2 separate regions of the Homo sapiens genome follow, and region 2 is linked to region 1. A link is an interaction called in ENCODE POLR2A ChIA-PET data of the cell type or tissue named here. Cell type or tissue: Caco-2. All regions are shown on one strand. Each heading gives the region's core, and the rest is flanking DNA. Links, peaks and the distances in the headings are about the cores only.

Region 1 (5,385 bases), core at 245-5,244:
CTGATGCCAGTTGCAAGTATTAGGCCCCCAGATTAGTCAGGCATTCTCCCAATACTTCCTCAGACTTGATAATTTACTAGAATGACTCATAGAACCCAGGAAAATGCTACACTTACTAGTAGTTTATTCTAAAGGATACAAATGAACAAGCGATACATAGGGGGAGGTCTAGAAGGGTCCTGAGTGCAGGCTTTATCCCTTTGGAGTTGGGATGTACCATCCTTCTAGCACGTGGATGTGTTCACCGACTTAGAAGCTCCCTAAACCCCAGAGGCATTATCGATGGCCAAGCTTTTCTTTTGTCCCATATCGATGCCAGGGGTGGTGTGGCTGGCTGCCCTGGGTCCATCACGTTCCTCAGTGGGACCCCTATGGCCAAGGGATTTAGAGTCAGAAGACTTACAGCCAATTCAATGTTTTAGGCCAAATGGGAATGGAGGTGGGCAGGCGCTCAGAAAACTCCTTTAATTAAGCAACATAAGAGACCAAAACCAAAAGCCAAAAAACCAGGTTACAAAATTGACTTGTTTATATCGATAGTGCCTCTGGCATATGTTGACCATAAAAGGAATATGAACTAAAAAAATAAAATCCTAAGCCTCCCGACAGACTGAATGGACCCGCTCTTGGCCAAACGGGATCCCCAAAACCCTGAAAATCTATCAGGGTATGGCAGGAAGTGGGCATTGGACACACCTCATTGTGCCCACCCCCCGCCCTTTGGAATTTAGGCACAAGTGACCACCACTAACATTAAAATAGAGATTATAAGACCGACAAAACCGACTCTTGTAACAACAAAATACCAAATTATAAACAGGACCTAAGACCATGCAGGCAGGGGTTAAGTGATACATGCCTACACTTAAAGAGTAAGCTGGCCGGGTGCGGTGGCTCACGCCTGTAATCCCAGCACTTTGGGAGGCCGAGGCCGGTGGATCACGAGGTCAGGAGATCGAGATCATCTTGGCTAACACAGTGAAACCCCGTCTCTACAAAAAAAAAAAAATACAAAAAGCCGGGTGTGGTGGCGGGCGCCTGTAGTCCCAGCTACTCTGGAGGCTGAGGCAGGAGAATGGCATGAACCCAGGAAGCGGAGCTTGCAGTGACCCGAGATCGCGCCACTGCACTCCAGCCTGGGTGACAGAGCAAGGCTCCGTCTCAAAAAAAAAAAAAAAAAAAAAATAGTAAGCTGTGTTCTAGCTGCTACAAGGGTTTTCTTTTTCCCTAACAGTTAGACAAGCACTGGCCTCAAACTCACTGGCCCCCAGCCCCTGTTCCATCAGCCATAACTACAGATTTAATTAACACGAGACTGACTTTAATAATTTTCACCTGATAGAAGACCACGGACTATGGGCTAGTTCTAGCTGGTTTACAGAAATTGCACACTTGCGTGCCTTTCTGCCCTGAAAAGACCTTTTAATGTATAGGACCTAATTGTAATACGTTTAAATATTAAGTCTCCACCACAAAATAACATGGGTCATATGTTACATGCATATTTGTTGAATGCACATGGGTCAGGACCACCTTCATGAATATTCCTAGCCCCTCCTGCAACCTGTTAAATATGTAAGTTCAGCCAACATGTTGTCATATTCCCACAGGACCTCCAAGCACGATTGATAGGGGAGAATGTGCACTATAATTAAGACTGAGTGGTATGTGTACATCCTAGATAATTCTGGAAACAAATCCTCAGCCCTATGAGACATGCATAAGCAAATTAATGCTATGTCTTATCCCACAATGTCCTAAGTCAGTGGCTCTCCTCATGGTTTGGATCAGGCCCCTCTTGGTGAAAAAAAGTTGCTCATAATTTTAGCCATGATTATAGGGCTAGGTTTATTCTGCTGCTGTAGACTCTATTGCAGTTACACACTCACCATGATGCTCTAGCAGATCTCTTCCTTAAGCCCATGGACTCACAAATATTTTCCACTCCAAGTGGTGAGGTTCCATTCCACTGCACCTTAACTGCACCCCGTTTCAGCAGGAAGTACCTAGATGGAGCACATCACCCCCTTTCCATAGAAATGAAATGGAACTTGACAGTGGGGAGTTGTAACCAAGAGTGTCAGCTTTAAAATGTATTTTAAAGCCTTCCCACTAGCCTTAAAGTGTATTTAAAAGGTTTTTTTCCTTTTTTTTTCTCTCCTTCCCCCTGGACACTGCCTTATACCATGACCTTATGACCAACTTATACATGCTTATCTAACTGTATGCTTGCTTAGAAATTCCAGGGGCTGGCCGGGCGCGGTGACTCACGCCTATAATCCTAGCACTTTGGGAGGCCGAGGTGGGCAGATCACTGGAGATCAAGACCATCCTGGCTAACACCGTGAAACCCTGTCTCTACTAAAAATACAAAAAAAAAAAAAAATTAGCTGGGCGTGGTGGCGGGCGCCTGTAGTCCCAGCTGCTCTGGAGGCTGAGGCAGGAGAATGGCATGAACCCGGGAGGTAGATCTTGCAGTGAGCCGAGCTGAGATCGCACCACTGCACTCCAGCCTGGGGGACAGGGCAAAAAAAAAAAAAAAAAGAAAAGAAATTCCAGGGGCTAATCTTGAAACAGCCCAGGCCTGGAGACCCAGCTGCAGATTACCTCAAGGTGGTTAATCTACAACCTGGTCACAGTCGACATGGGACCAGCTAGTACTCCAGGTGGACAGTAACTCAAGATAGCCATCGGAACAAGACATGCAGACCTGTACTCTATACGATTCCTGCGTGTTTCCCACACCAGGTTTCCCTTTTATAAACCCCTTCAGTCAGCCTTAAAATTTGAGTTATCATTTTGAGACTCGAGTCCGGACATGTCCTCAACTGCTAGCATTTTATTAAAACTGCTTTCCTTTCACCACACTTGGCATCTCATGTATCTGGCTTTTCAAACTGTGAATAGCCAGACCTAAGTTCTGTTATAGGACAATACTTTCACAAGGAAAATGTGTTCCCTACTTTTAGGCAAACGAGAGGAGAGCAGAGGACACTTCCTGCATCTGTTGATTCTCAGTTGCCTTCAGCTCAAATAATCCTTATGCCGAAGTGGCATGTTTTTGGGTGGCATGACCTGAACCCCTTCAGTCCTTAGTAGTTTCTTAGCTTCTCAGAATCACAAATCTTTTTTTTTTTTTCCTTTCCTTTCCGAAATAGCCTGGCTCTTGCAAGTGAAAACCTTGCTTTCCAGATTATTGTTTCTACTGCACTCTTTTTTTTTTTTTTTTTTTTTTTGCCTTTGGTCTACTTTGAAAGTCAAAGCTAAGCAAAGACTTCTTTGTTCTCACCATTATTTGTGTTTTCCCTGAAGCAGTCAAGCTATAGGACAAGAATTACTGGGAATGAGAAGTGTGTTGGCTATTATTTTTAAGATTCTGTATTTTCACCTCAGAAAAAAAAATTATCCCACATTCTATAAATTTGGATCTCCCAGAGATAGAAAGACCACCCAGAGCGTAGAGCCTTCCGTCATCTCAGGGAGAATCCCTCTCCATTATGCATTTTCACTCCCGCTTTCAGCAAGACAAATTCCTCTTTGTTTCACGCACTTCAATTTAGCAAGCAAGCAACTTTTAGCGCTTGTGCAAGTAACCTTTGTATCTCACCCTCTACCCCGGGCAGCTTAGAAAAGACTTTTTTCCTTAACAGACAGTCATCTTAAAAGAATTCTAGAGTCAGCTATTAGAAAAACAAACAAACTTGTTCTCCACTTCCTTATACTCTACCTGTCTGCTCTCCTGTTTCAGTGAATAGAGGAGGCCTCAGAGCTTCATGGTGCTGGATACACCAGTACAGAGTTGTTGAAAGGAAGGAGTCTTCTTTACCTTTCTTAAGGTCTAAGTAACATTGTGAGTGAAAATATCATCAGGCAAAGAATTATCTGTGCATTATGTTAACTTAGTAAAATGTCCTTGCAGGCACAGAAAAACACAAAAGGTCTGGACAGCTTTTTAAAATAAGTAGATTTGTAAATCATTTAAAAGAGGTTGGAAAGTGAAGTCTGATGGGGCAATGGAACACACACTGGGGCTTGAGGCCTAGGTGTACGTGGTCCCTTCTCTTGCCTCTTAGGACCGGCTCTCAGCTGCCAGCTCTGCGACCTTTGTCACTACAGATCCCACCCACCTTTTTTTTTTTTTGAAACGGAGTCTCACTCTGTCACCCAGGCTGGAGTGCAGTGGCGTGATCTTGGCTCACTGCAACCTCCGCCTCCCGGGTTCAGGCGATTCTCCTGCCTAGGCCTCCTGAGTAGCTGGGACTACAGGTGTGCGCAACCACACCTGGCTAATTTTTTGTATTTTTAGTGGAGACCGGGTTTCACCATGTTAGCCAGGATGGTCTCGATCTCCTGACCTCGTGATCTGCCCCCCTCGGCTCCCAAAGTGCCACCCAGCTTCTTTCTCCCCACTCCTGCCTGGTGACCACTGCCAGCTTCCTCCCCTGGCAGGGGCCTGGGCACAAATTCACAGAGGTTGAGGTTGGGCATGTTGCCCAAGGGCATATTGGGTAAGGCATGGCAGGAGGTATTTTGCCCCAGGCTGATAGTGCTGTGGTGCATTAGGTGGGGATTGGCTGGGGTGAGCTGCTCACTCACCCCAATCCAGGTACTGAGCAGCTCTGACAGGTTGTAATCTCTGGGTAGTTACCCATTGCTCTGGGTTGGGAAGGCAGACACATGGGAAGAGGAGATTGGCTTTCCCACCCCCAGCCAGGACAGGGTGCATTATTGTGGCAGTGGACTGCAGGGTGGGCACAGGCACCTGTGAGGGTCTGCACTTGTCCAGCAAATGTACCTGTGCCCAAAGGTGTGTGACATTCAATAGCAAATTTAAAAAACCAGCATGATAGGTCCAAAGAGAGACTGCAGAAGAAAGGGAAATGCTTATATATTACTACCTTTAACAACACCTTTATTTTAAGGGGCCCCATATTTTCATTTTGCACTGGGCCCTGCAAATTAGGTAGCCAACTCTGCTTTCCACTATTTCACATCCCACATTCAGGGAATACAAGTCTCAATATAGAGGACTGTAGAGAGTAAAGGAGAATCAATATGGGTATACAGCCTTCTTACAGCACTGGGAGCAATATATTTGCAGGGTACCATCATTTTCATAAATTGCATTGCAGAGTACTTCAGATTTTTAAAAATAAATTCCCATCCAGCAATTACAGACATAAGAGATCCCACTTTAGTCCAGCATAGCCATACTACACACTGGCTTAGGACATTCATGGCCATCTCTAAATGAGGTCTAGGTAAGAAAGAAAATCTTGGAACACCCAAGTGGATAGTGAGAGGGATAACATTCTATGTACCCTTCAACCAACAAATAAATAATGTACCCTAATAGCTCTGTGTTGGGAGGGAGAAAGGATACAG
Region 2 (5,385 bases), core at 209-5,208, 70 kb after region 1:
TCCTACTATTATTGTCTGGGAGTCTCAGTCTCTTTGTAGGTCTCTAAGAACTTGTTTTATGAATCTGGGTGCTCCTGTATTGGGTGCATGTATATTTAGGATAGTTAGCTCTTCTTGCTGCATTGTTCCCTTTACCATTATGTAATGCCCCTTTTTGTCTTTTTTGAGCTTTGCTGGTTTAAAGTCTGTTTTATCAGAGACTAGCATTGCAACCCCTGCTTTCTGTTGCTTTCCATTTGCTTGGTAAATAGTCCTCCATCCCTTTATTTTGAGTCTATGTGTTTCTCTGCACATGAAACGGATCTCCTGAATACAGCACACTGATGGGTCTTGACTCTTTATCCAACTTGCCAGTCTGTGTCTTTTAATTGGGGCATTTAGTCCATTTACATTTAAGGTTGATATTGTTATGTGTGAATTTGATCCTGTCATCGTGATTCTACCTGGTTATTTTGCACGTTAGTTGATGCAGTTTATTCATAGTGTGGTTGGTCTTTATATTTGGTATGTTTTTGCAGTGTCTGGTACTGGTTTTTCCTTTCCATATTTAGTGCTTCCTTCAGGAGCTCTTGTAAGGCAGGCCTGGTGGTGACAAAAGCATTTGCTTGTCTGTAAAGGATTTTATTTCTCCTTCGCTTATGAAGCTTAGTTTGGCTGGATATGAAATTCTGGGTTGAAAATTCTTTTCTCTAAGAATGTTGAATATTGACCCCCACCCTCTTCCGGCTTGTAGGGTTTCTGCAGAGAGATCCACTGTTAGTCTGATAGGCTTCCTTTTGTAGGTAACCTGACCTTTCTCTCTGGCTGCCCTTAACATTTTTTCCTTCATTTCAATGTTGGTAAATCTGATGAGTATGTGATTCCACCAAATATATAAAAGTTTGGGACTTTAATTGTCTTAAAATACTTACATTTCATTTTTAGTCTTCCAATATTGCTCTCAGTCTTATATATTAGATATATGATATATTTAAAAATCATACAATATATTCATATATAACATATGTATAATATATATGCCCCCCCCCACATACACACAACATCTAATCCAAATCACAGAACATTTACTCATTTAATTGTTCAACAAAAATTTTTTTGTACACCTACAATCTGTAGATAGTATCATAGGCTCTTGGGTTGTATCAGTGAAAAAGTGAAAAACTTCTACCCTAGTGGAGCTTGCATTTTAGCAGATGGAGACAATAAACAATAAGCATAATACATAACCAAATTATAAAGTATATTAGAAGGCAGCAAGTGCTACTGAATAGAATAAAAGGTAAGGCAGAATAACAGAGATGAGTGGGTTGAAGCTTGTAATTAGAGTGGTCAGTGTAGGCCTCCTTTGAACAAAGCCTTGAAGAAATAAGTTACTTGAGTTTTATAAATATGATCATATATACTATATAAAATACAATCCCTATTGCTATTATTCTCTTCCACTTGATTTTTCTAAGGTGAATGAATTTTCCTTTATTATGTGTGTATCTTCTCTTTTTTGGACTCCAATCTTCTTGAGAGAAAGAAGTGAGTCTTATTCTATCTTTCTTTTTCAAAACCCTAGGGCTATGCTTTGTATAATATTTGGAGATTATGAATTGAATTGTTTAATAAGATATGTTTAGAAACTGAAACATCTAATGACAGTTTTGGCAATAGGATTTTAATTATTAAAATAAAAACAAACCATTGCCATTTTTCTTGAACTTGTTTCTTTAACACTCTGTATAAAAACATCCAGTGCAGCCAGGCATGGTGGCGTGCACCTGTAATCTCAGCACTTCGGGAGGCCGAGGCAGGTGGATCACTTGAGGCCAGGAGTTTGAGACCAGCCTGGCCAACATGGCGAAACCCCATCTCTATTAAAAATACAAAAAGTACCTGGGCGTGGCGGTGCACGCCTGTAGTCCCACCTATTCAGGAGGCTGAGGTGGGAGGATCTCTTGAACCCGGGAGGTGGAGGTTGCAGTGAGCCGAGATCATGCCACTGCACTCCAGCCTGAGCAACAGAGTGAGACTCTGTCTGAAACAACAACAACAGCAGCAACAAAAATCATATCCAGTGAATTTCCAATTTTCCTGTTTTTTAAGGACTGGAGGAAGTATTACCAATAATGGAGTCCTAGTATGCACAGAAGGAAATAGAATAAGTCCTAACTTTGTTTTTTCATCTTAAAAAACAATAATTAATAGTATACGTCCTCACAAGTAGCCTACAAATGTAAATATGAAACAGGTAAGTAATAAAAATCCAGGATCTTCAATCCATACAAGTTTTTAAGAGTATAAGTTAGACTCTAGGGTTTTGAGTAGTGTATATAATTCTTGGGTGTTTGGACACTTACTACACTCTCACAGTGTAGGCTCCTTACAATTTCATTAGAGCCAAGAGAGACAGAGAGCAAAAGAAAGAAAGAGGAGTTAATTTACAGGTAATAGTCATAAATGGAATATTTCCTAAAAAGAAGTCAAACACCTTTGGAGATGGAGTTGACAAAGTAAACTTTGAGAAACTGTAGACAGAGAGATGCAAAGAAATAATCATTCCAACTATAGGCAATAATGTCTATGAGGAAGATTCATGAGAAAGAGAAGATTAGCAAAATACTGCAGAGCAGTAAAATAAAATACCCTATGTCACTGGGCATGGTGGCTCGCACCTTGTAACCCCAGCACTTTGAGAAGCCAAGGGGAAGGGTCATTTGAGCCCAGGAGTTGGAGACCAGCTTGGGCTGGTAACAAAGTGAGACCTTGTCACTAGAAAAAATAAAAAAAATTAGCCCAGCATGGTGGAGCATGCCTGTGGTCCCAGCTACACGGAAGGCTGAGACAGGAGAGTCGCTTGAGACCAAGGAGGTTGAGGCTGTAATTGCACCACTACACTCTAGGCTGGGCGACAGAGGGAGACCCTGTCTCAAAACATAAATAAATAATAATAAATATACCCTATGTCTATATATCTGTATCTGTATCCACATCTATAACTATGTTTGGAACAAATAGGAACATACACAAATCTGTGTACTAATCTGTCTTTTCAAATAAGTCCTCCAGCATCCTTATGATAATTGGAAGCTAACAGCAGAAGCACACTCCATTATTTGTGCTTTGTTGTGTATAATATAAATATATCCAAAATTCAAAATTAATTTAATAGTAAACTACATAAAAGTTGTGGCTATTGTAGCAATTCTTTTTTTTTTTTTTTTTTTTTAGATGAAGTCTTGCTCTTGTCGCTCAGGCTGGAGTGCAATAGTGCGATCTCAGCTCACTGCAACCTCTGCCTCCCAGATTCAAGTGATTCTTCTGCCTCCCCGAGTAGCTGGGATTACAGGCGCCTGCCTCCACACCCAGCTAATTTTTGTATTTTTAGTAGAGATAGGGTTTCACCATGTTGACCAGGCTGGTCTCAAACTCCTGACCTTAGGCGATCCACCCGCCTCGGCCTCCCAAAGTGCTGGGATTACAGGCAAGAGCCACCATGCCTGGCCCTATTGTAAAAATTCTTAACTAGTGATCATTCTCATTTAATTTTTTTGTCCTTATAGAAACCTGTCAGACACAATTAAAGATACACTTTGGAACATGGCAGTCCTGGCTTTGTTACTCAGAACTGACAGTTCAATGAAGCACCATCCTTATAGAATGTTGCCTCTACAAATTGTGCTTCTGATGGCACGTTAAGTATTTTAGAAGTAATGATTAAAAAAAAAGAAAGATTTAGAGTCAATTCTCTCAACCTATGTAACCAATACAGTAAACAACAACAAAAACCACAAGATCCTTTCAAAGGGTAGATTATTACTTATTTCTTTCTTGGCATACATCTGGACTTTAGCTCAAGAGTGGTCTTGAAAGTTAGTAATCCCTTATTAACATTTTGTTACTTGGTTTCTATCTGTGAGAATGCTAAAAGCAAAATTAAAATTAAAAAGATGCTAGAGAAGTTGCTAAGCACTTTGATATGAGTGCTGCACGGTATCAGCAGGCTGCAATCTGATCTGGATGTGTCTGACACAGCAGCTATTGGAATATGTATGAAGAATTTCTGAGAAATTTGTAGGAAATGCCTTGTAAATTATCGACAACAATTCCGACCTTTGCTCACCAATCAGGAACAGCCACCAAAATGACAATAAAACATTCTCCACAGCCTCCTGGAGAAATTCCAGAAGTCTCAGTAGAGCCACAGGAAAAAGGAATTTTCCTGCCTAGATTGGAACTAAATTTATGGAAAGGAGTAACAACTAAGGAACAGCATAAAAAACTTATGATGCTTACTGGCTTCTTCCCAAGAGAATACAAATGAACAGAAAATTCAAAGAGCACAGATCTACTTTCTTCTGTCTTTACCTTTTTAAAAATATGTAAAATTATCAAGTTTCATTTTAGCTCTTTCAAAAGACTAGTGCTCATTAATTAAAAGGGAGAATAAAAAATAGCTACCACAAGCTTGGAGCAATTACGTATCTTTCTCTCTCTTTCTGAATAAACAAAATTTTCACTTTATTCACAGTGCACAGAGAAACATAGTTTTGAGCTCAATTTTCCTTCCATTCTGCCCAGATTTTTGCAGTGAATTTGAAAAAGTGATTTCTTTTTGTACTTCTTTTACCAACAAAAATGAGTTTAAAGGATAATCTTTTGACCCTGGTATTTGATGGCTTTAAAAGTGCTGGAATTTCAGGAAAAACTGTGTTATATAAATTTTAATATTGTCAGGTTGTTCTTTGACAATGTATTATTTTAGATATGCTGTTTTGGGGAATCACATAGAGAAAACACATTTTAGGAAAAATGAAATTGTGTTAAGAAACTATTATTTACTTGTTACTGAATTGGTAAATGCTTATTGAGTACCTGCCATGAGCTGGGCATGTGAATGGATACTATGCAATCTTCAAATAATATGACATTCATGATCCAATGCAGTATTCAAAGAATTATATGTTTCTGTTAATCAGGCCATATTTGTGGTGGTTAATGACATGGGTTCTAGAATCAGATGGCACTGGGTTTGAATTCAGGCTTTACATTTACTGGCTGTATGGCCTCGAGCAAGATGTTTAAACTGTTTAAGCCTCAGTTTGCTCATCTGTAAAATAAGAATAATAATAGTACCTACCTCATAGGGTTGTTGTGACACTTAAATGAAATAATATATATGGCATAAAGACACTAATTTATTTTTAATTTTCCTTCATGCCTAAAAATCAGCAGGAATGTAATGGTTACCTTTTTATTTCCTTTTTTCTTCCCTCTTTCTTCTCATCTCCTTCCCTCCTTTTCCCTCTTTTGTCCTTTTCCTCTTTCTCTCCGAAGCAGCCTACATATTTTGGTGTAGATGGTGGGATGAGGTGTGAAGATAATTGCCTTTTATGGCTT

What was found. ChIA-PET counts read pairs that join two places held together with the same protein. Peaks named below come from ENCODE experiments on the same cell type or tissue, not always from the same donor. Only the 100,000 strongest peaks of a DNase experiment are listed, where the experiment ranks them.
Region 2: POLR2A ChIA-PET joins it to region 1 with 5 read pairs; 3 of 35 experiments call an interaction of 5 or more read pairs at or near these places.

Annotation. Positions count from the first base shown.
Region 1 is chr4:89,119,987-89,125,371 of GRCh38, forward strand. No RefSeq gene overlaps it. Among named protein-coding and RNA genes, the nearest start is that of TIGD2, 11 kb to the left of the region's middle. In Caco-2, for the core only: no CTCF peak of the experiment used is centred there; DNase peaks (open chromatin) are centred at 2,275, 2,565, 3,665 and 4,085; H3K4me3 peaks cover 152 bases.
Region 2 is chr4:89,189,964-89,195,348 of GRCh38, forward strand. No RefSeq gene overlaps it. Among named protein-coding and RNA genes, the nearest start is that of TIGD2, 81 kb to the left of the region's middle. In Caco-2, for the core only: no CTCF peak of the experiment used is centred there; no DNase peak of the experiment used is centred there.